Linked DNA regions of Homo sapiens: region 2 is linked to region 1. Evidence: read pairs that join two places in POLR2A ChIA-PET (ENCODE). Cell type or tissue: Panc1. All regions are shown on one strand. Links, peaks and the distances in the headings refer to the core of each region. The heading gives the core; the rest is flanking DNA.

Region 1 (15,407 bases), core at 206-5,205:
ACACCACCCTCCAGAGAAAATAAACTTAATTCAACATACATCTATTCATGTAATAAATACTTATTGAATGCCTACCATACTGTACACTGTCCTGGACCCTGGAATACAAAGGTGAACACGACAGACCTAGTCCTGCCATCATCCAGCTTCAAGTCTGGTAGACATACCCAAGCACCAAGTCCATACAGTGCGACAGCGGCCATGATGGGGCAACATGGAGGAAAGTACCTGAGGTGCAGGAACGAATCCTGTAGGAAGTGATGTCTTTGACAAGATCCGAGGGATGAGTAGGAGTTTTCCTGGTAAGCAGAGAGAGAAGGGAGAAGAAACTGTCCTGGGAAGGCAGAGGGCATAGACAGCAGTGTGAAGTTGGGAAAGTGAGGCCTTTTAGGATCCTAGAAACAGTTCAGCCTGGCTGGTATGTTGAGCACAGCTCTCCTGGAAGCCAAACAGTGTGCTTGATGGGATGGGCAAGCTGGAAAATGGGAAGTTGCCTGCTCATCACATTCTATCAAGGGAGACAAATTAGTTAACAAATAAGTGCTGAAAGACTACCAGTGTCATGCAGTGGTAGCCCATGCTGATGAGATGAAATCAGGGCCGACTTGATGGGGGGCAATGATGTGGGAACCCATGCAATCTGAATACTCCTGAGGGCATGGACATGGGGGTCTTATTCCACTCAGGAGCTTACAGCCTTAATAGATGCTTGTTGAATGAATATCTTAATTGATGTTTGTTGAATGAACAAATACATTGCATTTTTTTCTTATCTGACTTCCAAACTGGTCTTCCCTTGGGCTGAGACTCATGTTAGCCTTTTATAGCTCTGGGCCCTTACTATAGCCTCGTAAGTTGGACATAGGTGGTCTTGCTTGCCACAGAGTAGGTATTCAATAAATGCACATTTATCGGCCAGAATGGCATTGAGCCTTGAAGACAAGAAATATTTCGACAGCCAGAGAACTGGGAGAAGAGTATTTCACACAAAGGGAACAGCATGAGCCAAGACACAGAAACATAAAAGTCCAGTGAGCAATTGGAAGTGGCTGGGTTTCAGGCACATAAATAAATTGGAATCATGATCAGGCATCTTTAAAAATCTAATGCCTTCTCTTTCTGGACATTTCTCTGGCTCTGCACTCCAGAAACTTCTGGGCTATGGAGAGAATGGACATAGACAAAGAAAGAGGTCCAGATTCAGAAAGACGAAAGTGGAAGCTGTGGCACATCTAAGCTGCACAGGGCCATGTGTGTCAGCCTGATAATGTTTGGGGACAGGCTTGAGAAGAATCAGAAAGGAAGAGGCTGCCTATGGTGATGTCAGTGTGTTTTGTATCTGCGTGCAAGGGGGGACACATGTGTCCTTGTTTGCATTCACCTGTCTAGGTAAGCGTGAGTGTGTTACCACACGTCAACATACTAGTGTTGGTATACAGCCACCAAAAGGGAGAACGAGGCACTTTCTGCACATAAGCAGGACATGCTAGAGTTTTCCAATTAATCTCCATTAAAAATATTTCCTGCAAAGGCGCTCCTAGAATCCCCAGGTTGGGGTCATCTGGATCAATTCTGCGTAAAGTAAAAGCAGTTCCAACCGGCTGCTGAATCGATCCATCTAACTCGGTTCATTCTACACGTACAGGGGGCACAGAATGTTAATTTGCTGCAGGGAGCTGAGGAAGCCTGGAGTGGAGGCTCCATAATTAAGAGCTGTAGGAGCAGGTCTCAATATGGCAGCAGTCAATAGGCAGAGGCTTGCATAGAGGAGGGAGCATCCAGAGGTAGAACTTCAGGGTTGATGACGCTGGAGCCCTTGTTCTTCCCTGCTCTGCCTGACTGAGTTTCCTTGTCAGGCAGAAAACAAATGCTCCAAGAGCAGAGGCCAGGGAAGCCAAAACCACTCATCTTACCACTCTCAGAAATTTACAGGATATTGGTGGGGGACATGATTTTAGTGACCAATTGCAAGTCTGTGGTGTGGGCACATGGAGAAACTTTCTCTTTAGGGCATGCACACTGATGACTGTTCCTGGGACCCCAAAGCATGTGAACACCAGGGCAGCTCTGTGCCCTCATTTCCATGAAGGAGGCAAGTATTAGCAGAAAGAGAGAGCAACCTACTTGTCCACATGCCAGCCACTCCACCATCTCCTAGCAGACCTACATCCATCCACAGCCTGCTATGCAACCTTCAAATCCCCGTCCTCCAGGCAGTCTTCCCAGAGGGGCTATAAAGGAGATATTCAGTTTCCTTTCCCATCCTACAAAAACCAGCCACCCTGAACTGTGCCCTCATCAGCCTCCCACATGAGCCTGTCTCAGCTTTTCTACTCACCCCAAATTCTGCTGATCTGGGGGCACCCAACTCTGCTCACTTGTCTCTCTGTCCTGTGTCAGTACATCTCAGCCTCAGAACCACCCTAGATGCCAGCCAGAGGAGAGGCCAGAAACATGTGACTGATGAAGGTGTCCACTAAAGCTTCACACAAAACTGCCTAGAGAGGAGCTGGATGCAGCTGTGGCAAAGAGGATACCCCACATCCAGGTGTAGGAGAAACCTTGAGAAAGCAGCCTGCCTCTTCTCTCACACTCTTTCACTCCATCTCTGAGTCTTCCTTTCCCTTTTTGATCTCCCTGTGTTGCCCACCCCCAAGGAATAGGGAGGGGATCTCTCATCCCTCCGCCTCTGTTGTCCCTGGTCTCTGCAATAACCTAATGATTTCTCATTTAGTTGTCCAGGGCTGGATGCAGAAAGGCTCGTTTTGATTGCTTGTGACACCTATCTCACAACAAATTTAGCACCTCATTTCCTGGACCAGGCAATATTCCCTCTCGATTTACTCCCAGCAAGAGGGACAGGGTGCCATGCATTCCAACGAGCAGCCTTTGCTTCCTGATATCAGAATCAATCAAGCTCACAAACCTCTGATGGATGGATGGATGGGGGGTTAGGTTCTCAGGGGGGCACAGGAGGGCTCCAAGAACAAGGAAGAGGTAGAGGACAGAGCAGGGCACAGGGAAGCCTCCGGAAACTCAGCCCTCAGTGGGTTTACAGGCAGAATTCTCTGAAATGGAAGGTGGGGACAGGAGCAGTTTAACCTCTGCTCAGGTAGTTCTGGAACTTCCTTCCCAAACCACTCTTGAAATTTGGGTATTTCATCCAGCCACCCCCTAAATGTGCCCTAAACTCTGGGCTAGGAGACGGCACCGGAGTCATGCTGTTTCACCCTGGAATAAGATGAGAGCGGAAGGACACTTCCCTGCTTCAAGCCCCGACTCCAGCATTCCTCAATACCTTGTATTGCATGGAAATGACTCTTCCTACAAAATCACTTGCTCCTGGCTGGGCTGCCAGGAAGAGCAGGAATTCTGAGGGATCTGCCCCATATGACTGATGAGGGGAGATGAAAAGAAATTTCTCCAGCCCAAGAGGCAAGCAGAGGCTGTTGGAGGAATGGGTCGAGAGTCCTCTCATAAGGGAGTTAAAGGAGGAGGAAGGCGCAGCAGAAAGTCTCAGTGGAGGCGGAACAGGCAGATTGAAGTAAGAGACCAGGGGACTTCTGGAAGGACATGGGAAAGGGAGCAAAGGAGGAGAGAGAGAGTAATAAGCAGAACTCAGCTAAAGACAGAAGGGTCCCATGCATGAAAGATAGAAGTGTGAGGGCCTTAAGCTGTGCAGGGCAATAGTAGAAGGGAACGAGGGTGGGAATGGGTGAAATTGGCTCATCCTGGTGGCTACAGACAGGGAGATTGAGAAGGAGGGGCAAAGGTCAGAGATCCCCAGAATGTGAGCTGTGAAAGAGGACAGATGTCATCAGAACCCTGCCCAGGAATGCAGGATGCAGACTCCCTGCTGGGAAAGGCGAAGGAGGAGCAGAGAGGAAAGGGGAAGGGGCTGATCACCAGCAGGGGTGGCAGATGGTCGCTGTCATTAAACGGATTCCAGTAAGTCCAGGAAGCCTTAGACAGCACAGACAAGGTTGGGTAAGCAGTAGGAGGAGAGAATTAAGGAGCAGAGACTTGGAGGAAGGAACTTTCACAGAAACCTCACACCAACCTGTATGTTTACATATAATCTAAACGTATTCCCACTTCAACCCTAACCCCAAACAGTAACCCCGAACCCAATGTCCACCTCAACACTAATTCCAATCCATACCTAATCCTAGCAATCACTCTAACCCCAAATCCTAACTAGAACATGAGCTCTTGAAGAGGCACAGCATCTCAAGTCCCCTCAGAGCCAGGTACAGCATAAGTGATCAATAGGTGCTTATTGAATAAATAAGAACATAATAAGCCAAACTTTACCTCTATCCTTAACAGTAATCGCTGCTTCAAGCCTGAGCCCCCACCCCTGCCTACCCTGATGCTCATACTGAGCACTAGTAAATCCCACACCCCAGGTGAGTATTCCCTACCCTAATCCTAAAGGCCACTTTCCTAACCCCAATCTCATTTCGCCTAACTCTAATCCCAGTTTTTTTCTGCCCCCACCTCTGGAGAGATGAGGGCCCTCAGTTAGAATTCATCTAGGCAAACAAAGGTAGAGACAAACAAAAGTGTCAACTCAACCTGGAGGCCAAGCCAGGGTGGACATGTTGGCCCCTGAATTCTCAAGCTAATTGTGGATGCTTACCCTTGTCTCTAACCCAGACACCCAGAGCGTTCTCCCCTACAGTCCTATTCTTGTCCCAGAGGCTGGGTGCTAGAAACTGGGGCTGAACGTGGGTTTGAGGGCTGGGCCAAGGCTGTGAGGCTCCGGAAAAAGGGACTTGATGCTTTAGACAACAATAGAATGAGTTAGATCTGAAGAGGCACGTTCCTGCAGAGAGAAATCTGACAGGGAGTAAGTGAAAGGACTCCAGTTTGGAAGGCAGAACCAAAACATCTTCCCACCCACAGCGCTGACCCTGGGATCCCTTGCCCAGACACAGGGTGCAGGAGTGCTCTATTGGGTGCCCATGGGAAACATGCAGTGGGAAGGGTGCTGTGTAGGGTGTGGAACTGCTCTGTAGACACTTCCTATCTGCCCCACAACTCAGGAGCAGGGATCTCTCCCTCCGGGTCCTGCCACTCCCTCTCTGCATCTCCAAAGAGCAAGGCCCTCCACATCTCTCAGGACATGTCGGCTGCGGCGTCTGGGAGAGGAGCTCAGTATTATGTTCTGTTCTTGCCGCAGCCAAATCTGATTATCAGGATGGGTGATGGATGAGCTGGGTTTGGACCCCCAGCTCAGGAATGGGATGATGGAGTTGGCCTGTCACTCTCTCCCCAGGGGATGAAGCATCGGGTCCCAGATGTCGTCTGCAATGTGCATACCTAAGAGATGTCTCCCTAACCAAGATCCCCGAGGGACTGAAAATCCCTCTCTGGCTTCCAACTATTTCTTGCTATAAAGACCTTTGAGCTGCAAAGTACCTGCACTAGCTCCCCGAGACCTGCAGAAAGCAGGATCAGAAACCTAGGTGTCAGAATTCCTAACCCTGGGTGAGACCCATTGCTTCTGGCTGGCTGCCAACATCCATGGGGGTCACTTTGAGGGAGGGGGTGGAAAAGCTTGCCTCAGCTCTTGGCTAGGGGCCTCCAGGCATTTCTCAGTGACAGCCATGGGCCTTGGAAGCCTGGGGCAGGGCAGGGAGGGAGGAGGGAGAGACAGCACAGAATAATAATGAAGGATTTTTAATAACTCGTCAGCTATGGTGTCAGCTGAACAGCAGCAGCAGCGCAACCTGTTGGGAAAACTTGGTGAGGAATTGTCTTCCTAGGAAGTTAGAGGAGTCAGAGGGGCTGAGGGCAGGAAGGAAGTGTCTTCCTCATCCCAGGCACCACAAAGCTTTGAGTCAGTGGTGGTGCAGGACAAAGTGCCAACAGAATTACAGAACCCGAGGCCTGGCCCTCTGGGAGCTTCCACTCTGGACCAGACCCGCAGGCCACAGACGCAGCTGAAGATACAAGCAATCTATGAGGACATTACTGAGCACAGCCAAGCTTCCCCTCCAGAAAATCGCAAGCCCCCAACTCACCCAGTGAAATCAATCAACTGGAAGGCAATTACATGCTTATCAAAGGGCTTCTTCTCTTTACCTAATAATTCACCAAGGATTTGTTTGAAGTAGCAGTGTCATCAAAGAAGGTTAGAGAAAGCCCCTAGGTACTACCTTTTCAATGGCCTCGTTTTCCAGATAAGGACACTGAGGTCCAAAGACACTGCAGACAGTTGGTGGCAGAACCGGGACTGCTAGAAACTAGAAATCCAGGTCTCTTGGAAATTAATATTATTTTACCTACAAAAGCAGAATTTCCATATACTTTTCAGGGGACCAACTGCTGCAAAGAGTGGAGTACCTGGGTACTCTGGCATTTCAAGAGCAACTGCCTTTTGAGTGGGAGCAATCGGGAAACCTGGGGCGACCCCAAAAAAATATTACACATCTTTTCTTTTCCTCAGATCATCCTAGGAGGCCTTCCTGGAAGCAGTGGCTATGGATATGAACTGACTAATGGAGAAACAGTTCCCAAGCCTTTAGGTGACGGTGGGAAAGAGCTCAGTGGCATGAATAGAGAGGAATATTCTATGTCTGTGAAAAGCCCTGGAGACAAATTAAAAGACAGGAGTACTTATCTTGCACACAAATGAAGGCACAGGAGAGAGGACTGAGAAAGATTCCAGGTCTTAGGAAGTCAAGGGCCCTAAAGGGTTAGTGGCTCTGAGCAGACCACCAAAGACAAGGCAGGGCTTCCTTTCTGGGATAACAGAAAGAGCTGGCTGGGATTTCCTGGAAGCTCTGGCATCCTGCAGAGACCATCCCACGTGTCCCCAAACCCCAAATAAAGCTGAGTGGAGGTGTCAACCCTCAGCTCTCTTCGTGTTAGGCCACAGTGCTGGGGGCAGGGACTCACACCTCTATCCCATCTACTCCTGAGAGCCCCCAAAGGCAGTAACATCTCTGCACCTCAGGTCCTGGCACACAACAGGCACTTCATTAGGGTTTGATGAATGAACGAAGGAAGGAATGCTGGGGTCCTCCTAGGAGAAGATGAAAAAAAGATAAATGAAGGTTTGGAAGAAGGAGATGGGAGTGGCAAAGATGCTGGGATATGGCACCTCCATATCCTGGCAGAAGGCAAAGACTGAATGACTCCTTCCCTGTTTTAGAAGGAGAAACTAAGGCACCAAGGAGTAGGCACATGTTCCACATGAGAAGTTCAGAAATGAAACCCAGGAGTGAGCCCCATAGCTCCAAGCCCAGGCTGCCAGCACCCCCGCCCAGCCAGCTGCTCTGGAAGATGTAAAGTGCTATCTAAACGTGATGCATTATTAACACTTTAGAAATCATATTTCACAGCCGCCCGGCTGGAGCTGGAAAATGAATTTCTTCCTCCTGCTCTCCAAGCAGGGGAATTATTGTTGGAGCCAAATGTGACAGCAGTGACACGTGACCAGGGCCAAGGGAGAGGTGGTTGAGGGTGAAGGCCATAGGCACACACCTGGGGCAGGTGCTGGGTGCTCCTCTTTTTCCTAAGCCCCAACCAGGCAAGACAGCCAACCTGACCCCTGCCTCTCCTGGTCATGAGCATCAGCCTTTGGGGGCTCTTTGGCCTGCTCCCTCACCCCTAGACCCCTGCTGATCACTCCCCAGGTGCAGAACCTTGCCCTGCCCTGTGAGGAGGAATTGCAGATGGTGGTGGATGCTCCAGCCTGACGCGAAAGGCAAGTCCTTGGGAGACAGACACAAGGGCAGAAGATCTGTCATCACCACTGCAGGGGCTTCTCGGGAGAGGAGGGTACAAAGCAGGATGGGGAAAGAGCGCCCTGGAAGAGGGCGAGTGGCCTCCAGGCAAGCCCAGAGGTGAAAGGGAATGGTGTTGACAAACAGAGACTGGTTTTGCCCATTTGGGCTGAAAGGAAAGGAGAGGGCAGGATGAGGGGGGGCGAGGAGTGTATCCCTGGCAGGGCAGAAGGGAGGAAGCAGGCAGTGAGCTGCATCCTGTCCTCACTGCAGAAGCACCAGCCAGAGAGGGAGGGGGATGGGGCTGAGGGAGTGTCCTCCCTGCAAACACCAGTGCCTGCTCATGGGTAAGAAACCAGAAGTCCTCAGGTGGTAGATGCGGAAGAGGTAAAGCTGCCAAAGTTACTGCTGTCCCCATGTGGGACCACAACCCCAGGCCTTCCTGGAGGGTGCTGGACTCCTGTCCTTATGCTCCATTGGCAGTGCAGGCACCTTGTAATTAGGCATGGGGAACAGATGAACCGATTTTCAATTAAAACCTTATCTACAGGGTGCATAGATATCAAGGTGGGTAGGTTTGATTCTTTTCTAAGCCAGCCTTCAATATTTGCAGTGCCCGGAAGGAGACGCAGGGAGGGCGCCTAGGCAGCCCTGGCGACATATAAATTCTGCTCATAATTACATGACTTTCAACACCACGAGATGCCAATAAAGCATTTGCAAGGCACACAAATTCATGACATGTTGGCATTCCTGACATGGCACTTGGACATCGGCCAGGGCACAGGAAGTGGGGCCGCCACTCTTGCCCATGAGGTTGGGGAAACTGAGGCTACTGATACATAATTCACCTGTTTCTTAACAAAGATATCCCATATTCGAGTCCCCCACACCTGCCAGCTGATCTCTCTCAAATCCCCTGCTTGGTGAGAGCTGCAAAAGTAAAGGACTTAACCCGTGTTTCTACCAGAAGGGAGTGGAGGGGGCCAGAGGGACCAAAGAAAGTGGAGCTGGCAAGATGCAAACAGCTGTTAATCATGACAGCGAAAGTCAGGCTCTAGGAGCTCTGGGGAGGCCGCCTCCCCTTCCTTGGTTTAATCTCTTTCCATGCTCCCACCTTCTTCAGGTGGGCCAAGAATAAGCTAGGCAACCCCAGGCTTCTTTGTTCTCATTCATTCAGGGGGAAGGCAGGCAGCAGAGTCCCAAGTGCAGGTGCTTAGTGTCAATCAGGTGCCAGTGCAGCCTCACTAAGTCCCAGTTTCATCCATGGTAAAATGGTGATTGATGGTGGATGGCCCAAAAAAGGAAGAAGCAAGAAAGCCCAAAGAAATGAGTCTGAAGATGCTTGGTGCCGTGCTCAATAAAAATGCACCGCCCAGTCACCTCCCACCTCCACCCACAGTGTAGGTAGTAAACTTGTCAAGATCAGGAACTTCCATCTTCCCTGTCGCTCTATTGTCTCAACATCCCCCAGCACAGGTCTCTCTGCAGGAGTAGGTACTTGATAAAATAAATATTTGTTGAATTGAACAGAATTGAGGGAGATAGAATATGAGGAATTCTAATGACAATTTGGTAGAGGCAGGTTTTAGTAGAGCGAGCAACAAAACGTATCAGCTGGAAATCAGAACTGGATCTGAACTCCAGCTCTGCCACTTACTGCCAGGGAGACCGTGGGTGAGGCACACAGCTGTAGGCCCTGTTTCCCCATCTGTAAAGTGAATGGTTGGACAGAAGACATGGAAGATGCCTTCCAAATCTCAAGATGGTGTGAGTTATTTGAGGACAGGGACAGGGCTTGGAGAACCATTTTGAGAAAATGTCCTTACAAGTTCCTGGTACAGGCATAGGTTGGCCATCAGCACTTTACTCAAAGCTCAGCATGCTGTTTGGGATAATAAAAAATTAAATAATAGTAATGATGATGGTTCCATAAATATCCACAGGCAACTTGTTGGCAAGAAATTTTGTTTATATAACTTCTATGAAAGAGATCCCATCATGGTTAAGCAGCCTCCCCTTTGGTCCTGCCCTCACCCACCCTCAGTCTCAACCCATCCCCACCACTTTCTTTTTCTTCTCTTTTTTTTTTTTTTTTTTTTTTTTTGAGATGGAGTCTTGCTCTGTCACCGAGACTGGAATGCAGTGACACGATCTCAGCTCACTGCAAACCCCGCCTCCCAGCTTCAAGCAATTCTCCTGCCTCAGCCTCCTGAGTAGCTAGGATTACAGGCACACACCACCACACACCTGGCTAATTTTTTTATTTTTAGTAGAGATGAAGTTTCACCAAGTTGGTCAGGCTGGTCTGGAACTCCTGACCTCGTGATCCACCCGCCTCAGCTTCCCAAAGTGCTGGGATTACAGGTGTGAGCCACTGCACACGGCCCATCCCCACCACTTTCTTGATTCCTTCTGTCCTGTGGTTCCAGCAAAAACTGGAAGAACTCTGAAACCTAAACAATCAATTCAGCTCAATTCCATTCTATTCTAACTAGCAAACAAGCATTGGGGACCTACTATGTGCCAGAGTTTATGCTCAGTCCCATAGAATAAGGGATTAATAAGGAATAGCCTTGTCCTTGAGGAATTTACATGAAATAGCTTCAGCTAAATATGAGGCTCAGGTCAATCATCAGCTCTGGTGTTTAGGAGGAAAATGATCAATTCCAACAATGGGAAAAGAGGAGAGGGTGAATCTGAAAAGGGTCTCTGTAAAGGGCAAAATTAAGCCTCAAACCAGGAAATGTGGGAGTAAAGGGATTCTGGGCACAAAGAACAGAAAGGACATGAGCAGAGAAGCCTGTGGTGTGTCTGGGGAAGAGTCTGGTGTGGCTGAGTCACTGGGTATTTGTGGAAGGGCAGGGTTGTAAGGATTAAAAGTGATAATCCCCTTAAATACACTTGCAAGCTACTTGTGCATGGCAACCTTAAGATGCTGCATTTTTATTGTTTATGAAAGATAGGACAGCTAGACTCTGACCAGATTGTGCCAAATCTTGAATGTCATTCATTCATTTACCCACTCAATATTTAATGCACCTGCACCCTACTGTGTGTCAGGTGCTGTACTGGGGGATGGAGACAGGAAGTAGAATCCCACATGCCTCCTGCTCTCAAGGAACGTAGAGGTGAGTACAGACTTACACACATAAACACAACATGCAGTTATAGGTGTGATATGGTTTGGAAGTTTGTCCCCTCCAAATCTTGTGTGGAAATGTGATCCCCATTGTTGGAGGTAGGCCTAGTGGGAGGTGTTTGGGTAATGGGGGCAGATCTCCATGAATGATTTGGTGCCCTCCCCAGGGTAATGAGTGAGTTCTCTCTCTGTTAGTTCACACATGAGCTGGTTGTTTAAAGGAGCTGGCACCTCCTCCTCTCTCTCTTGCTCCCTCTCTCGCCATGTGACACACCAGCTCCCCTCTCTGCCTTCTGCCATGAGTAAAAGCTTCCTGAGGCCTCACCAGAAGCTGAGTGGATATTGGTGCCTGCAGAACCGTGAGCCAAATAAATCTCTCTCTCTTTTTTTTTGAAATGGAATCTTGCTCTGTCGCCCAGGCTGGAGTGCAGTGGCGCTATCTCGGCTCACTGCAAGCTCAGCCTCCCGGGTTCATGCCATTCTCCTGCCTTATCCTCTGGAGTTGCTGGGACTACAGGCACCCGCCACCACGCCCGGCTATTTTTTTTTTTTTTGTATTTTTAGTAGAGATGGGGTTTCAGTGTGTTAGCCAGGATGGTCTCGATCTCCTGACGTCGTGATCCACCTGCCTTGGCCTCCCAAAGTGCTGGGATTACAGGCGTGAGCCACCGCGCCCTGTATAAATCTCTTTTCTTTATAAATTATCCAGCCTCCAGTATTCCTTTATAGCAACACAAAATGGACTAATACAAGGTACAATGATAAAAGTAAGGAAGCTTGGTGGTCAGGTAGTCTTCATAGAGGAGATATCACTTAGACTAAGATTTGAAATATAATAGGTGTTCACCAAGCAGGTAAGGGGAATGTTGGGTGGGTTGGCTGGGAGCGGGACAGTTCCTCCAGGCAGGAGATAAATGTTAGCAAGGGCTCAGGGGCCATGTATGTTTGTGGACTGCTGCATATGCAACTGGTTCTGATTAACTAGAGTTCAAGAGAAGAGAGGGAAGAGAGATGGGGTAAGGGAGGTAGGTTGGGGCCAGATCATGTAGAGTTTTATATGCTGGATCAGGAGTTTGGATTTTATCAGAGTAGTTAAGAGAAGTGATAAGGCAGAACACTCTGCCAGTAGTTAGAGGGAGGGTAGGTACAGCAGGGAGCTGCTGTACTGCTCCTGGAGAAAAATTATAAGGATATAAAACTAAGACAGTGGATAAAGAGAAATGGAATAGGTATGAAATAAATGAAGGGGTAGAATCAACAGGATTTAATGATTAGGAGAAGGTGGAAGCTGAGAGGAAGGGAGGTCATTTTCAGTTTGGGTAACCAAAGAGGAGGTGAAGGCATTTACAGGAATCCTGGAGAAGAAGGGTGTGGTGATGGGGAGGCAGAAGTCAATGGCAAGTGGCCTGGTGGCCATCCAAGGTCATTCCAAGGAGTATGAACTTCATCTTGTAGATGATGGGGACCCACTGAAGAGAAGATTTTAGAAAAATTACTCTTGCATTTTTCCCAGGAAAAGAGTAAGCAAGAGAGGGGAATTAAATTGGAAGAAGGAAGAGAGTGGAAGGGAGAAGAGAGCAGGTATCCATTCACTATGTCTCTACAAAAAGGAGGAAACAAGAAGTTAAATATAGTGAGTTACTCTAGTGTTGATGTTGATGCGGCTACATGCTGGTTACTGGTAGTGTTGACTAAATGAAATATATATGTAGCAAGTATTTTAAAATATTAGCCACTGTTATTATTTCAATAATGCCACTTCTGTCGTCTATAGGTGTTCATTGTGTGACCATGAACCACTAATAAGAATAACTGATCATCTGTCATTATAGATGATAGAACTAGAAGTAGGATCTGGGAGTCAGGGTTCTTGTATCTGCCCTTGCTTCAGGAAAGACCACAGGAAGGAAAGGAAGATCTTCCAGGGAACAGCATAAGCACAGGCACAAAGGCAAGGGGACAGGGGAAGGCACCGAGTATGCACTGAGTGTGAGCAAACCTTGCAACTACACTGGGCTGCCCATGTGCTTCTCGGCCTCCATGCACCACGTCCACCATCAGAACAGTTGATTCAATGCAGCCAGCACTGAAGTATGAGGAGGGGAACTTCGTTCTGAGCAACAGTGGACAGATGTCTTTTCTCCCCAGTAAGGTTTATGCTGAAGCAGGAGAAACCGAAGGTAGACATGAAGAAGAACTTCCTGCTCTTAAGTTTTCAAGAATCCAGAAAAAGTAGGATTTTGGTAAAGTGTAGATAGTGAGACCGGGACGGATCAAATAGACTAATCTTAGAGCAAATATCTGACTGCATTTTTCAGAATAATGGAATTTGAGACCTGGAAGAAATCTACATGAGATAATTTAATCCAATTCTCTTATTTCACAGATGAAATACCTGAGGCCCAGAGAGATGAAGTGAATCTCCTGAGGTCACACAGCTGGTCAGTAGTAAAGCCAGAAGGATAACTCTGTGGTCTCTCTGGACTTCTAATCAGGTGCCATCTCCACTCCCCATTTTCCTCCCCAGTTCCCATTCATGGTTAAGGTCCCTGGAACACTGAACACATTGTACTGCAGTGCTCAGTGGTCCCTTAAACAAGTGGCTTCTGGCTTTAATGGGCACATTCTAATTCCCCCATCCCACAGTTCTGCAAGGGGTCAAGGAAATTTCCAATGTTTAATGTTCGAGGGATGTTTATAGTGAATGGGAGGAAAGGGGGGAGTGAAAATAGCACCTCATTATAAGTCCACAGAGACCAGAGTTACAATTCTGGCTTTACTGTTGACCAGCTGTGTGACCTTGGGGAATTCACTTCACCTCTCTGGGCCTCAGGTATTTCATCTGTGAAATAAGAGGATTGGATTAAATCAAGGAGTCAAGGAAATTTCCTTAACCCCCTGCAGAACTCTGGGATGGGGAGAATTGGATTGAGTCTATGTTCACGCTAGGAGGCTGTCGGGGTGAGGCAGTACTGCCACCTGGGACTTCAGAAGTGCTGTAGTCCCTGGAACCCAGAAATTCCTCGCCAAATGTTGTAGATAATCTCTAACCACATCTCACAGGCATGTGCACACACACACACCTCTCTCCTCCAGTCTCCACTTCCAGACACTGATTTTTTACTTTAAACCTGAAAAACTGCCAAGTCCTTGGTCCTCATCCAGGGATTTCCAGGAATTGCTCACCATCACTTGAAGACCAGCTCAGTCCACAAAACTTGTGGATTCTGGCTCTGATGACCCTCCCCAATTCACTGAGGGTCCATGGTTGCTGTAATACGGGTCTTTTCAGCTGCATTTCTGTAGTCTTTCTGCTCACCGACCCCACTACCTCCCTACCCTCATTTAAACCTGGGGCTCATCCCAGACTTTCTTCTCCTACCTCATAGCAGGCACCACTAAATATCCCTCCTAAATAGGTCTGGATTCTATCCCTTCCTCTCCACCCTGTCGCTTTGCTTAAGGTCTTTATCCTCACTCCCCTGGACTACTGCAATAACTTCCTAATTGCTTCCCCTGTCACCAGCCTGCTTCTCTTAAGTCCATTCCCAACAAAGTTGCCAGAATGATCTTTCTGAAACACAAATCTAATGATAACATTGCCCTATGAAAAACCTTTCAATGGCTCTCCATTGACTTCAGATGAAGTTCAAATTCGGTTAGACCCTGGTCAACGTGCACTTTACCTTCTAGAAATCCCAGACTCTCAGAGGCGTGTGCACACGCCAAACCATCCTCTCAGTGCGGGTGCACCCCCTCAGGATGCTCCTGTGCTCCCGTCACTTGACTCACTCCTCTCCATCCATCAAGACACAGTTCCAGCTTAGGGCCCCAGAACCTCCCTTAAACCCTCAGTCTGAGCCAAGGGCCCTGCCTGAATTCCCATAGTACTTGTGCATCCTCTAACTCTGTGAAGCTCTGAACTATAAGCTCCTTGAAGATAGGCACTACTTTTTAAATTCATTTTTATACTGACCAAGGATGTCTGGCTCCTAGTAAACACTCAACTTACATTTGCAGAATTGAACTGAATCCAAAAGTTAATTGCCTCATTTTCTACTTCCCACACCACCTTCTACAAATACCTTATTCGTTCTGTCTCCACACTTGCAAATGCAAGTTTTTCTTCTTTAGTGCAACCCAAATGCTCCCTCTTCCAGAAAGCCTTTCCCGATAAGCCCCACCTGACTGCTTCTCTGGACTCTCTGAGCTCAGTTTGTACTACCTCCCTTAGCATCTCCACCTTACCTTTCAATTCTCTCTCAGAAGTGAGCTCAACTCCTACCAAATTGGACTGCTTGTTATTGTTCAAACACTTTAAATACTTTACACTCTCTCGGTCAATGTCATCCTATTTCCTACTCTCGCAATTTCCCCTCAGCTGGAGGGCAAGGACTTTACTTCACTCCTGCTGCAGCATCCAGACATGTATTTACTGTAACAGGTGCTCAACTTCAGTTGTTAATGGCCTGCCTTGAACCGCTGACTTGTATGTTTTATGCTATTTTTGTATGTGTGCAAAAGTATGC
Region 2 (15,407 bases), core at 4,238-9,237, 130 kb after region 1:
ACACAACGACCCATGGCTCACATATCTCTTTAGGAGACTAATCTGGGAGAGTGCTAATCAAAGAGATTTCTCTTGTCAGCACCTCTTTCTCTATAAACCAGTCCACTCCCTCTTCCAGCCCAGGCCCATGAAGAGAGTTAGCCTTGCCCTAAGCTTTGAGCCTCATTGTTTAGAAGTTTTTGAGATTTTGAGATGTCCTGCAGTGGTACTTGAGTTTGTCACTAGGGTCTGTGATTGACTTGTCAAAGCCTGAGGTTTTTTTTTTTTTTTTTTTTTTTTACTAAAATAAAAACTCTTTCTTTCATCTTAAGGAAGTCAGAGTAGTTCATAACTTTTCCTCCTTACCCGAGCCTCCAGGTATCACAGAGCTGCGGTGTCTCCATCAGAGATAGACTGTGTGGCCTTGAGATCAATCTGTTCACTTTTTTCAAGTTCCTCTAATTTGAGTCTATAGGAGAAGAAGGCACAGCCCTCAATGTGCCTGAAGATGTTCTGCTTCCACATTAGCCACAGGAACCATTTGCCTGACCACTTCTCTGTCTGGAGACCCATCTGCCTGACCACTTTTCATGGGATGCCACAACTCCCATGGAAACTTATGCTTTTCCCTCTCCAAGCTCATTCTTCATTCAGAAGTGGGGTTTTTCTTAACTTGAGTTTCCTCTTTTACTTGGAGAAAAAGGCAAATATGCAGGGTTCTTCAGGTATTAATCTGCATTCTCTAGTAAAACTCACTTGAATTCTATTTGAAACAGATTCTTTATTCCATCACCCCTCTCATTCCTCACTGTCCCAACATATTCTCTTTTATTTAGGGGAGAGAAATTCTTTGCTTGTTGCATTGACCCTGGGCTTCTTTGCCCTCAGATCCATTTTCCACCTTGCCCTTGCTCTGCTCTTTGCCACAGGGGACAATAATGGAGTGCTTCTGTGCATGCCAACATGTTGGTTTACTAAGTCAAATAACACCACTTCATGATAGGCAGCTAAGGTCACATGCAACTTTGTGGCCCATGGTCAAGGGTTCAGTCTCTATTAGGACTTAGTAGCAAGTCAGAAGTTAAGTTTTCAAAAGGAGACTAGATATCTACAAAGGTGGACATGGCTTTGCTACAAAACGTGTCCTTCACCCTGGGAAATATGTTTTGACATGTCTAAGAACCCTGGACCACTAGAAATTTCACCAAAATGGGATTTATTTACCACCTTCTGGCATGTATATTTCCTACCCAGATGTCTAGAGTTGCTGCTTTGTGCTCAATTGGTCTAATCAGTATGATGCCATTGATCTAATGGATGAGTGTGTGATGTCCTATGAAGAAGAGAAACTGATCAAGGTCTTTGTGATTCTATGACAGAGGGCTGAAAAGCTGATATAGCTCAAAGTTAGGACAATAAAGTGTATTGTAAATGCTTCTGGTGGTCTCAATTAACAGGAATTGAGGTTAAAAAAAAGGCATTTTCCAGGTCAAAAGCTGCATGGTGAGTGCTAGTAGCAAGATGATTTGCTCTGTCAAACAAAACCACATCTGGAGCAGCCACTGCAATTGCTGTTCTTCAAAATACACCTGTCATTTGCACAAACCAAATAAGTGAGTTGAATGGAGGATGTGATAGGAATTTCTCCCTGTGTTCTTTCAAATTAATCTATAAATGTAATAAAATCCCAATAAAAAGTTCACCTGGATTTTTTTTAGCCATTTAATATACTTACTCTAAAATTTTATAGAATAATAAAAATCTATGAAAGTCCAGGTTAACTTTGATAAAAAAGAACAAAGAGTGGTTTTATATTATCAGATATTAAGGTAGATCAGAAGTCCAGGGCAATTAAGTCAGTACAATGTATGTGCAAGATCAAATAAATAAATCAGTGGAACAGAGTAGAGAGATCATAGACCTTGGGTGCACACACACACACACACACACACTTAAGGTTGACATCACAAAATAATGGGGAGTGCATGACCTGGCCTATTTAGTACATGGTGCTAGATTACTCTAAGGGAAAACAATTTGGACTTATACCTAATATCAAATGTAAAGTTGGACTCCAAAAGATCCAATGCATAAAAAGTAAAACTATAAAATTAAGGGAAGTTTTGCGATTTTGGAGTCAAGAGGGACTAAACAAAACTCTAAAAACATATGTTAAAAGCAAAAATTGGATGAGTTCTATAGTTTAATTTTTTTTTTTTTTTTGAGACGGAGTCTCATTCTGTCACCAGGCTGGAGTGCAGTGGCACGATCTCAGCTCACTGCAATCTCGACCTCCCGGGTTCAAGTGATTCTCCTGCCTCAGCCTCCTGAGTAGCTGGGACTACAGGTGTGAGCCACCACGCCCGGCTAATTTTTGTATTTTTAGTAGAGACGGGGTTTCATCAGATTGGCCAGGATGGTCTTGAACTCCTGACTTCGTGATCCACCCACCTCGGCCTCCCAAAGTGCTGGGATTACAGGTGTGAGCCACCGCACCCGGCCTATAGCTTAATTTTTTTTTTTTTAAATCTGCTCAATAAAAGACACTATGGACAAAGTTGACTGATGGTAGAGTAGGAGGTAATGTTTGCAAAGCCTAAAACAAGCAAGAAACTTATATAGAAAAAGCAGTAGCTCCTATATACCAAATAGGAAAAACCAGAAATTATATTAACAAAATGGGCAAAGGGCACAAAATGGTTATTTCATAGAAGAGGAAACTCAAAAGGCTAACAAGCACATGCAAAGATGCTTATGCCTATTGATAATTAGAAAAATGGAAATAAAACACCAATTAGATCTCTGAGATCTCTCTTTATCCTCATCTGATTGGTAAAGTTAGAACACTAAAGGGTTGAGTGGGATGTGGGGTTAGGGAATGTTCTTGCCCTGTTGGGGGCACTAGTAACTTTGGGGACCACTTGGCATTACTTCTTCCATCAATCACTCTCTCAGGTATATATCCAGAGATATTCTCACACAGGTCTATGGTGTGACATGAAAAAGCAGGTGTCAGTGTTTGTAGTAGTAACAAGTTGGGGACAATCTAGATATCCTTCACTGGGATTAGATAAGGGAAGCATGGTGGAACAACTTGCAGAAGTTAGGAGCAATGGGCTAGATGTACACATAACAAAATAGATGGGTCAAAACATAGTGCCAAGAGAAAAATGCCCAATAACATATGTAAATTAAAAAGTCTCAAGGAAAATGATACATGTATGTGTATCATCATGAAGTTATTGGGAGGCTGGGAAATGGAAATAGTAAGTAAAGACACAAGGAAATAAATAAACTAGAGCGAAAATTCATATGGACCAATAAAGTGAGTGAGCCATGAACTGAGGGATTAACTCTATGTCTGAGGTTACAAAATGAAGAGTAAGTAAAACAAAACAAAACAAACAAAAAACAAACGAAGCATTAAGAAGAGAACAGATAACACAGCATAAAAAGGCAAGCACGCTTAATAAAATAAAATAATTTTATATTCAGTACAAAACCAAAACTCAACTCTACATTACGTGTAAGGGGCATATCTTAAAGAAAGTGACTCAGGAAAGTTAAAAGTAAAAGAATGGAAGGCTGAGTGTGGTGGCTCATGCCTGTAATTCTAGCACTTTGGAAGGCTGGGGCAGGCTGATCACCTGAGAACAGGAGTTTGAGACCAGCCTGGCCAGCATGGTGAAACCCCATCTCTAAAAAAAAAAAAAAAAAAAAAATTAGCCAGGTGTGGTGGTGCATACCTGTAATCCTAGGCTGACTTGGGAGGATTTCTTGAACCCAGGAGGCAGAGGTTTCAGTGAGCCGAGTTCACACCACTGCACTCTCCAGCCTGGGTGACAGAGCGAGACTCTGTCTCTAAAAAAAAAAAAAAAAAAAAGGACAAAGTCATATCAAGGCAAAAAGCACCAAATGAAAGTGGAGGAGGTTAAAATATATGAGAAGTCTCTAGGCCTCAAAAATCTTTGAAATTGAATATCTTGGCATCAAAATAACCGACACATAGACTGGAGGAAACAGAAATAAAAACAGAAACAAACTTGAGCACAATGATAATAACAAATGACACCCGTAGACCTAGAAGATCCAGTGGATAAAAAATAAGGAAGCATATGATTTGAGTGATATGATTAATAAGTTCCTAATAGATACATATTGAACAATAGATCCTAGCAACAGAGAATTCACTTTTCTTTTTTTTTTTTTTGAGACGGAGTCTCCCTCTGTCGCCCAGGCTGGAGTGCAGTGGCGCCATCTCAGCTCACTGCAGGCTCCGCCTCCCAGGTTCAGCCTCCTGCCTCAGCCTCCTAAGTAGCTGGGACTATAGGTGCCCGCCACCACACCCGGCTAATTTTTTGTATTTTTAGTAGAGACGGGTTTTCACTGCATTAGCCAGGATGGTCTCGATCTCCTGATCTCGTGATCCACCCGCCTTGGCCTCCCCAAGTGCTGGGATTACAGGCATGAGCCACTGCGCCCAGCCGAGAATTCACTTTCTTTTAACTACTCATGGAACACCTACAAAAACTAACCATATTTTAGGTCACAAAGAAAATGTTTAAAAATCACAAATGCAATGAATTTTTTAAATCACAAAATTAGGGGAAAAGATTATCACCAGGTAATTAAAAAAAAATCCCTCTATAAGGATCAGGAAAAATAATATTTAATACCTGGGTAATAATACTTAATACCTGGCTAACAAAATAATCTGTACAATAAACACCCATGACACAAGTTTACCTATATAACAAACCTGCACATATACCCCTGAACTTAAAATAAAAGTTAAGAAAAAAAACCAAATAAAATAAAAAATAAAAAATACCCTTTAAATCAACTTTGAGATCAAAGAAGAAAATAAAATTGATGTTGCAGACTGAAAATAGTAATAACCAAAACACTACATATCCAAACCTGAAGGATATGACTAAAATATGTTCTCAGGAAAATTAATGAAACAGTTGGAATGAGTACCAAGAAAAAATGGAAATAAATGAACCCAGTATTAATCTTAAGAACTTACAAAAATATGAACAAAATAATTCAGATGAAGGCAGACATTATGAGTAAAATAAAAAAAACCCTCACAATAAGGAATATGAATAAACTCAAAAGCTTTTCCATGAAAAGCATATTGATATGCCACTGAATAGCCTAATCAAGAAAGGAGTGGCAATGAATAAATATACATCTGAACACCTACATTGAATGGATACTTTTCTAGAAAAATATAAATTACTAAATTTTATGTAAGAAGAGACAGTTAAATAAAAAGAATAATAGTCATGAAAAAAATTGAAGCACTGTTAGGGAGCCACACCTCTAAACATATCAGGGCAGATGATTCCATACTAACTTTTTTTTTTTTTTTGAGACAGAGTCTCACTCTGTCACCCAGGCTGGAGTGCAGTGGAGCAATCTTGGCTCACTGCAACCTCCGCCTCCTGGGTTCAAGCAATTCTCCTGCCTCAGCTTCCCAAGTAGCTGGGATTATAGGCACCCACCACCACACTCAGCTAATTTTTGTATTTTTAGTAGAGACAGGGTTTCACCATGTTGGCCAGGCTGGTCTCAAATGCCTGATCTGAAGTGATCTGCCTACCTCGGCCTCCCAATATGCTGGGATTACAGACGTGAGCCACCGCTGCCAGCCTCATGGTAACTTTTTAAAAATCTTCAAGGGAATTGATAAAATTTAGTAGCATTCAAATTGTTTTTAAGCATAAAGAACTCTTTTAACATAATAAGAAATCAATATAGCATTGATATCAAAGTTTTTCAAAGAAAGAATGAAAGGCTACAGACAAATCCTCATTATAAATATCTGTGTAACCTAATGTAAATGATGAGTTAATGGGTGCAGCACACCAACATGGCACATGTATACATACGTAACAAACCTGCATGTTGTGCACATGTACCCTAGAACTTAAAGTATAATAAATAAATAAATATCTGTGTAAAAGTCTTATATAAGATACTACCAAAGAGAATTCAGCAGGATGTTAATATACATCACAGCCAGGTAGGGTTGAAACAATTATTTATTATTAGGAGATGTTAATGTAATCCACCATATTGTTAAAAGGAAACAAAAATAACACTGGGAAGATGTTTTAAAAATTCAACATGTACCTCTGATTAAACAGTAAATGAGTTTTGATGACTCATAGAGTGTGTTGCATCATGAAGCATGTGGCTTCTACCTTCCCTTAAGTCTGCACTCCCAAAGCTAGTAAAGGGCCTTTTTGAATCAATATTTATCTTCTTGAGAGGGAAGTTTTGTAAATACACATACATACATATATACATATATGTGCATGTGGTATGTATTTTCTATATCTATGGAATGTCTGCTAATGTTGCATTGTTAAATTGAATAAACACTAAAATAATATATAGATTATGGTACAATAAATTCAAATATATGTGTTAATATATGCTTATATATTATTTTACTGAAGAATATATAAGTGTTATTTTTATTCCTTATATGACCTTCAGGAAGTTTCAGAACATTAACAGCAGTTACTTCTGAGTGTTAGAATTTTGGCTGACTTTTATTTTCTTTCTTCTATACCACTTTTTTTCCAATGTGTTTTACCATTGTAATTTTTAAAAAATTGAAAAAATAACTTTTTTAAAACCTAGTTTATTTCCAAGCCATTAAGAAAGGAGATTAAGGCCGGGCATGGCGGCTCACTCCTGTAATCCCAGCACTTTGGGAGGCCGAGGCAGGTGGATCACAAGGTCAGGAGATCGAGACCATCCTGGCTAACATGGTGAAACCCTGTCTCTACTAAAAATACAAAAAAGTTAGCCAGGCGTGGTGGTGGGCGCCTGTAGTCCCAGCTACTCAGGAGGCTGAGGCAGGAGAATGGTGTGAACCCAGGAGGCGGAGCTTGCAGTGAGCCAAGATTGCGACACTGCACTCCAGCCTGGGCAACATAGCGAGACTCCGTCTCAAAAAAAAAAAAAAAAAAAAAAAGAAAGGAGATTAAATACCCATATTTTCTTTAATTTTGTCTGTTTTATATGTCCACATTTCTACCAGATGTAGGGCCCATTTCAGGTTATTTCTTGCTTGTTCCATCTCAGGCTGCCAAGGAGACAGTAACTGAGATTCCCAGCCAGGCACTTCTGGAAAAGACTAGAAAAGCCTGCTTGGCCAAGATGCCAATGTGGGGGACAATTTCACTAAGCTCAGCTTCTTTGGGAGTTGGGTTTTTCCCTTAATGCAGGTGGGGCTGAGACTGGCTCAGGAGAGTGGTGTTTACAGTCCTGCAGAGGGGATGGGGGAGCCACAAGTAAAGTCTTAAAGTCCATCTGGGGTTGTGGTGCTCTCCAGGCCTGTGAGGCCAGTGAGGATATGGGCCTGCTGATCCCCAGTCTCCAGATCTTCAAAGAGTATTAAGCAAGAATGCTATAGAGAAAAGGGGGAGAGGTGGTAAGGTGGGGAGACCCAGTAAAGTACTGTTCAGGCAAGCTTATAAGATCTCCCAGGAGAAGAGAGGCCCAGATTAAGGATGGATCCTGGCCCCAAGCCTCAGACTGGATCCCCTCATCCGGACCATCCCAAAGCAGCCCAGGGACTTCTTCCCAGACTTTGCTCCACAAGAGGTCTTTATGAGTGTGTTTTGCTTGATCTTGTCCTACTCTGTGAGGAAATTTGGCTAGATGGTATCCCACTTTTCTGACAAAGATAATAAGCTTTGGAAAAGTTTGCTACCTACATGGCTGGCTAGTCAGGGAGGTAAACCTCTAGCTCTGAACAGTTGACTCCAAATCTTGGATCCTTGCTAGTGCCCAGTACTGAGTCAATTTCCTTGAACAAGTCACAGGTTCTTACTAGGTCCTAAAGCTCAGCATTGGCCTAGTGTTTTAAAGACTTTTCTTCTCACCAAGGACCTCTGAAAGGCCACTCATTAGCTCTGGCCCATGGGACTGGAGGGCTCCATGGGAGCCTGGGGCTGGGGCTGCAGCTAGAGAGAGCAGTCAATCTTACTGGCTTCCACTCCAGTCAAGGCTCTATGGAGGCTTTGGAACCTGCAGTGGTCCCAGAATTTCTTCATTTTACCTCTACCCTTAGGTAGCTCTGTCTTTTACAGCTTGTGGCCTGGCTTTCTTGACAGACTCTGTGTTCTTCCAACTCCTCCTAGTCCCTATTAGAATCCAGAGATTCATTTTGATGAGCAGAGTTGTTTAGGGGAGAGAGCTGAGAAAAGCTGAAGAGATTATAGAACAATATAAGCAGTGTGATCTTGATGAAAATCACTCAAATTGTATAATTCTATGATTTTATAATTATTTTCCTAGCATTATGCCTCAACCCACAGTCACAAAAAATACCAGTGTTTTGTCTTTTGAGATGACAGATAAAGTCTAATAATATTAGCATAGATTATAGGAGAGCCCTTTAACTCTGGACCAGCTTAAGTGAAGTAATGGTGTTGCATTGAGCACATTTTTGCGTAGAGTGGTTGAGTGGTTCTGAAGAAGGAGGGGGCAATGGTGAGTAGTAAGGAGAATTGGAAGTGGCAGCACAAGGAAGGATCTTGGAGATGGGCTAGCCCACAAATACCACTCCCCAAGCCCTGCCATTACCCAACACCACACACTGCTCCTGCATCCTCCTCATGCCCACAGTCAAAGGTCTCAATTTGCTCACATTCAGCCAGTGCCTCTTCTGTCCTATGGCACAGGGCAACCTGAATGAACACAGGTTGGGCCTCTTCTGCCACTCTTGAATACAACATGCCAGCAGGTGTGTGCTTGGCTGCTCAACAGCCCAGCTCCTGGCACACCACGGCCACATCCTTCATGTCCCAGCTGTCATCACACACGGTACCTCAGTGACCTTCCTGTTCCACTTCCACTCTTCCTTTGCAGTGGTGAGGACCATTAATCAAACGGACTTTGGTCGGGGGCTCTGCAAACAGAAGAGGTAAGAGCACACTCAGGAACTTACTCTTAAAGCAGCTCCCAGTGTTAAGAGAGGTTGTTTGATGTTGGTGTTGGTGATGTTGTGTGATGTGGGCTTAGGGTACTTGCAAAAATAAGGAAGTACAGAGCTTCAGATCTGCCCTATCCCAATCACCATTTTACGAGCATCTCGCCCCACCAATGCCCCCCACTCAATGATACCTAAAAAGGAGCCCTTGCTTCCACTCTGACGATAAAGGGACGTGGGGACATAGAGACTTATGGTTTGGTTCTCACAAGCTCAAAAAAGCTTAGAAACAGAGAAGGCTAGAATTAGATCTTTCCTAGAGATAGAGACTGAGGCCTAGAGTAGGAAAGGCCTAAGGTCAACTGAGTTATGCATTTTCCTTTTAAAAACTGCTCTGTATGACACTGATGACTTCACCAATGGCAGGCCCATTTTCTCTGGGGAAGGGGGTGGTAGGAGTTGGATGGACACATTTACACGGACTGGTTAATCTCTAACATCTGCCTGTCTTGTTTTTATGGTTTTAAGCTACAGTCATTGGAAAGAAACTCTTTTCTCTAGGATCTCTAGCAGAAAGGAGAGATGTAAGCCTAGAGTTATCAGTGGCCAGCTCTGCCTGTCTAAGAATGAAGCTAATGGCAGAAAGCAGAGGAAAGAAGGTGGACAACAAAGACAGAGACCTTGCATCCACTTGCACACAAAGCCTTGTCCATTCTTGACCCCTCTCACCAACTTTGCTTTTTTTTTTCCCTCAAGCCAGTTTGTATGGGACTTCTGTCATTTGCAACCAAAATGCCCCATCTCACACAATTACTATGATCACAGCAAAGCCCCTGGGAAAAGGTAGACTTAACAGAATTATAGACAATAATGGGAATATTATTCTCAAAAATTAATAGATTAAACAGGACATATGTAAGACTCTACAGAGAATGAATAAATCAAGCAACTGGCTTAATTTTATAGAAAAATATATACTGTGTACCTCTAACAGAAAATTCATATTCTTTTCACTTTCTGTATAGAATATTTATATAAATTGACTATATGTTAGACCATAAAGAAATTCTTACTAAGTTCCCAAAAAGTAAAACTTATACAGGCCACTTTGAAAAAATGTTAAATACAAGGATAACAAAGAACTTTATGAGAAACTAAGAAAATAAAGGATGAAAAAAATCTATTCATAAGAAATTATTTTATAATAGTTATAATAATTTGCCAGGTTGAAAAACAAATGAAAACATATATTATACACACACTTTAGATATTAAACAAATGAAAATATTCATTAAAACTTTTAGGATAATGTGAAAGTGTACTTAGAGGAAAACATACAGTTTTAAATGTATTCATTAGAAAACAAAGATAAAAAATGAATAAGCATTTCAGGTAAGAAATTAAAGAAAAGGCAACATAAAATAAACTTAAAATAAAAAGAAGGAAGAATATACTGAAAGTAAAGGAGAAATAAATGAATTAGAAAACCAAAACCAAATATATTTGAATGATAAAACAATTTTCTATTTGTACAATAAAAATAAATCTAGGTATTTGAAAAGAGCAATGTAACAGCTGAACCTCTGGCAAATCTGGTAAGAGAAAAGAGACCACACAAACAAGTTAGAAATGAGAAGGACACAATCACAAACTAGAGGGCTTTAAAAAATTAGATGAAAATACTGTGGTTGACTGGGTGTGGTGGCTCACGCCTGTAATCTTAGCACTTTTGGAGGCCGAGGCGGGTGGATCACTTGAGTTCAGGAGTTCCAGACCAGCCTGACCAACATGGTGAAACCCCATCTCTACTAAAAATACAAAAATTAGCTGGGTGTGGTGGTGCATGCCTGTAGTCCCAGCTACTTGGGAGGCTGAGGTAGGAGAACTGCTTGAACCCAGGAGGTGGAGGTTGTAGTGAGCCGAGATTGTGCCACTGCACTCCAGCCTGGGTTACAGAGCGACTCCGTCAAAAGAAGGAGGAGGAGGAGGAGGAAAAGAAGAAGAAAATAATACTATGGTCAACATTATGTGACAAATTTGAAAATCTAGAGAAAATGCCCAACTTTTTGAGTGAAAGAATTCAAATTGTGTTTTAAAAGGGTGAAAAATTTGAAAAAAGTGAATAAAAAAAGATCTGACAATGGAGAGAAAAATACACCAGGCTCAGAAAGTTTTTGGGCTAGTTCCAAAGACTAAGTAGCAGATAATTCCAATATTGTTTTCAATTGTTGCAGAGCACAGAAACTATGGAAACTTCTGAAATTATTCTTATGAGGCTAACCTATCCCTGAAACCTAAACCAGATGAGTAGAATTTAGAAAAGAAAACTCACTTATAAACAAAATGCTAAAATTTAAAATAAAATATTAGCAAGTGTTATGTAGTTACTACCTGCAATGACTAAGAAGGGTTTATAGGGGAAATTCAAGGATTGTTCCGTATTAGGACATCTATTAATGCAGTTCTCCACAATAATGGATTGAAGAAAAAAATGTACAGAACGGTCATAATATATTAACTTTGTGGCTAAGAGCACAGTTTCTTGATTCAGGCAGCCCTGGCCTAAAGTTCCATCTTTGTACCTATTTGCTATGTAAACTTGGGCAAGTTACTTAATCTAAATTTTATTTCCTCATTTGTCAAATGAGAGTTGTTATGGAGATTAAGTGAGATAATTCTAGTAAAATTTTAAATCCCAGAATCTAGTCTGTTCACGGTTTTTCTACTTGTATTTACAAGGGTTAGTTGTACCTCCTCCCTCCCTGGAGCTCTGCATGTGCAAGATACTTCCTTATTTTTCTCAGGGAAGTCTTCCTCCTTTCTTCTTGCCTTACCGACCTGACTCCCAACGCTGACTTGACCCTAGCACAGTGCCCAATACCCAGTATCTATTTCACACGTTTTACTAGTTCAGTGAAAGGGAACAGGAGAGACCAGGGGTTCGCCAGCAATGCTGCTGTTAAGATCAATTACACAAGGCCTGGCGCGGTGGCTCACGCCTGTAATCCCAGCACTTTTGGGAGGCCAAGGCTAGTGGATCACCTGAGATCAGGAGTTTGAGACCAGCCTGGCCAACATGACGAAACCCAGTCTCTACTAAAAATACAAAAATTAGCTGGGAATAATGGTGGGTGCCTGTAATCCCAGCCACTCCAGAGGCTGAGGCAGGAGAATAGCTTGAACCCGGGAGGCAGAGGCTGCAGTGAGCCGAGATTGCCCCATTGCACTCCAGCCTGGGCGACAGAGCGAGACTCCGCCTCAAAACAAACAAACAAAAGCCGAAACAAAAAACAAAACAAACAAACAAAAAACCCAATTACAGGGAGAGCCCTGGAGCATTAAGGCGCTTTCTAGAGGAACTCTGATTCCTCGAGGAGCAGAAATTTCCGAAGGAAAGGAAGCACCAGCCATTGCTTGGTATAATTGCAACAAGCTCTCTGGAAGGAGCTGTTTGCCATGTCCCACCTGTGACCGTGAGTGCCACCACCTCACTGCGCTGGGATCCCCAGCCATTGTCGGCCTCACAGGAGTAGTTCCCAGAATGCTCTGCGGCGACGGAGAGGTTGAAGGACGCTCCTCCTCCAGAAGGTGCTGAGGCTTTCCCCAGAGTCACATTTTCATGGTAACACCAAAACAGAATGGGTGCAGACGCTCTCCTGTCTTCGCAGTGAAGCTCCACCACATGGCCAATGAAGGCCAGGGCGCCAGGAGCAATGAAGCTGAGGAGAAGACGCGACACTGGAACTGAAAGAGGTAGTAGGGTCCGTCAGCGAGGCTGGTCGCAACTCACAACCCACCCGGTCCTCGGCTCAGGAAGTCCTCGCCTCATAGCACCCCGCCGGCCCTGGACTCTTTCCCACGTCGCACCTCGCACCTGCTGGTCTAACCCTGCAGGGGTGCTTCCGGCAGAGCTGTGCTGGGCTCTGGTGAAGAGCTCGGGATACATGGCCCCGCGTCCACCTTCTCACCCTCCTCTAGCTCTCTGCCACCGCTGCCGCTGCCACCACCTCCCCCATCACAAGACTACAGTGCCCATAGGGCCTCTTACCCTCCTCACGCCCTGTTTCTTGTCGTCACCTTGGAGCATCCTCGCTGCTACAGAAGGAAACTGACCCCAGCAGGGAGCCGCCGGCTAGCAGATTCAGACCATGCCGCTCACCTCTCACAGTGACATTCAGCAGCGTGCTCTGAACGGGGCCGTAGCTGTTGTCTGCTGTACAGTAGTATCCTCCTGCATGGCTCTACCTGATGGCAGGGGGCTCCGACTCTGCTCTTGGGGAAGGCTGAGTTTTCCTCCCCAGACTCTCCTGCGTGTCCTTTCGGTGCCAGGAGAACGTGGTTTCCCCTGTGCCTTCAGCCACGGAGCAGACAAGGACCAGCGTCTCCCCTTCAACCGCCTGGCCCCCTGAGGGCTGGGTCTCCAGGAGCACCCCAGACACAGGGATCCCTATGTAAAAATGAGACCACAGGGAGGGGCCAGCTGTGAAGGAGGGCAGGGCTGGATGGAAGCCAGTATCACCTGCTGGGCATTAAGGCAAGTGGGGTTGGTGGAACTAAATGTTTGGGTAGAGGGTCCACCTCACTTGCCTGAGTGTTTTTAATAGCGAGAGAGCACGCTGAGGAACATTACACAGGACCACCTTGCTGTTTGATGCTCCATAACAATCCTACCCTGCACTTCCTCCACATTCTTTTGCCCTCTGGAATGACCGCAGCCCACAGAAATCTCATCATCTCCTGATCTCCAGATGTACATGGGCAGCAGGAGTGGTAGGAAGAGCATGGGTTAGGGGGATGGACTCAGTTACTATCTCTGGATCTCAATCTTGCTAAATCAATTGCTATTTCTGGTTCTCAGTTTTCTCAAGTATAAAATGTGAATAATCATGTCTACCTTACAGAGTTCTCATGGAGATGAAATGCGATACAAGTACCCCTCACTTTGGAGAGGTTCAGTAAATGGTAGCTATTATTGGTACCACTCTTCACTGGCACAGTTGAGATTGGAAGTGTAGCAAGGTGGTTAAAAGCACATACCCTGGAGCCTGAGTGACCAGGTTCATATTCCAGCTCTATGTGTTGAGTTACCTTGGGCAAGCCACTTAACAGCTCGATGCTTTCTCTTTCCTCATCTGTAAAATGGAGATAATAATACTACCTACTTTACAGGTGCTATTTGTAGTACTGTATCATAGGGTTGCTACTAGGACTAAATGTTAAACTGCTCTGAACAGTGTCATGTACAGCTGTAAACATTCCTTAAATCTTCTCCTCTCCAGATATTTATGAGTATCAAAGGGGTTATTCCAGAACTGAGAATAACAGCTTGGGTTCAGACCTGGCATTTAAGCCTTTGGAAAAATGTTTGTCATTCTGCTAAAAAGCCTAACCCCAAGGCCTGAACCTTCAATCATTAACTTCAGTGTAATGAAAGACAGTGTCATACATGGGGGAAGAATGGAATACAGAAAAAGGGCATGAAAGTTGTTTAGATTGTCTTCCCAGCCTATCCCTCTAGCCATGAGACCATGGAGGAGGGGTAGCTCCCAGGGTCCTGTCTCAGAAGAGAGGCCATCCTCTCACCAGATCTACATCCACAGTCCTCAAAATGGGATCCATAAGGAAGTGGGGAGAAGGCATTGAGAACTTCCAGATTATATTAAACACTTTTTAACCTTAAAAGTTTTCTGTTTTGTGTATATTTTAGCACATTCACAACATTTCAATGTAGGATTTGTATCAGTGTCTGTATAATACATTGGAGGTACATGCTCAAAATTTTTGTTCTCAATAGCACAAGTGATCAGATAAGTTTAAAGACAACTGTTCTACACCTTTTAACCACTTTGAAAGTTCTACCATTAGAATAGAAAGTAGGTGTGGACAGTGGGAGCCATAAGTATTGATAACGAGAAAGCAGTGCTAAGCCCTCTTGGAGGCCAAATGTTCTCTTCCTTTATATTGAGACTGGGCAAGATTTTCAGTGAAGATGAGGAAGATGCAATCAGTTTGATTTAGGAAATATTTGAGGAATAAGATTTTTGTAATCAAATTGATAATAACGACAGGGCTAGAGATAGATAAGAAATGCTGGCACCAGTTATTACTGAGTCTGGAACAAGGATTTGACTATAATTGCCTGGATAGGTGGCCTTTAACTTTTGACATTTACTTATAGGCTCATTCCCTAGTGGAAGGCACAATTGTGCATATATACACATTTTGTCATAATTTCAGGGAGTTTGCTGGATCTCATGACACTGCTCCAGAGACCACCCTCCCCCAGCCACTTTAAAAACACTCTTGCTTAAAATTACAAGCTAGGTACACAAGCATCACCTCCCTTATAGGTGATTATAGAATGATTATAGACATGATTAAAGAAGAAAATATAACTTTCCAGTCTAATATGAAACCAAGCTTTCTGTATTATATTAGAATTCCAGTAAAAAGAAGAAAAACAAGTTAGGTA

The links. Peaks named below come from ENCODE experiments on the same cell type or tissue, not always from the same donor. Only the 100,000 strongest peaks of a DNase experiment are listed, where the experiment ranks them.
Region 2: POLR2A ChIA-PET joins it to region 1 with 8 read pairs; 2 of 35 experiments call an interaction of 5 or more read pairs at or near these places.

What each region holds. Positions count from the first base shown.
Region 1 is chr1:158,048,649-158,064,055 of GRCh38, reverse strand. The region is part of intron 1 of KIRREL1 (kirre like nephrin family adhesion molecule 1); the gene reads right to left. Among named protein-coding and RNA genes, the nearest start is that of KIRREL1-IT1, 31 kb to the right of the region's middle. RefSeq lists an enhancer at 7,693-8,267. In Panc1, for the core only: no CTCF peak of the experiment used is centred there; no DNase peak of the experiment used is centred there.
Region 2 is chr1:157,923,038-157,938,444 of GRCh38, reverse strand. It overlaps LOC105371458 (a long non-coding RNA gene), which reads right to left and starts at 12,478. Exons shown (of 4, transcript NR_135760.1): 1 at 12,401-12,478; 2 at 8,654-8,914. It also overlaps the pseudogene LOC100996284. In Panc1, for the core only: no CTCF peak of the experiment used is centred there; a DNase peak (open chromatin) is centred at 6,163.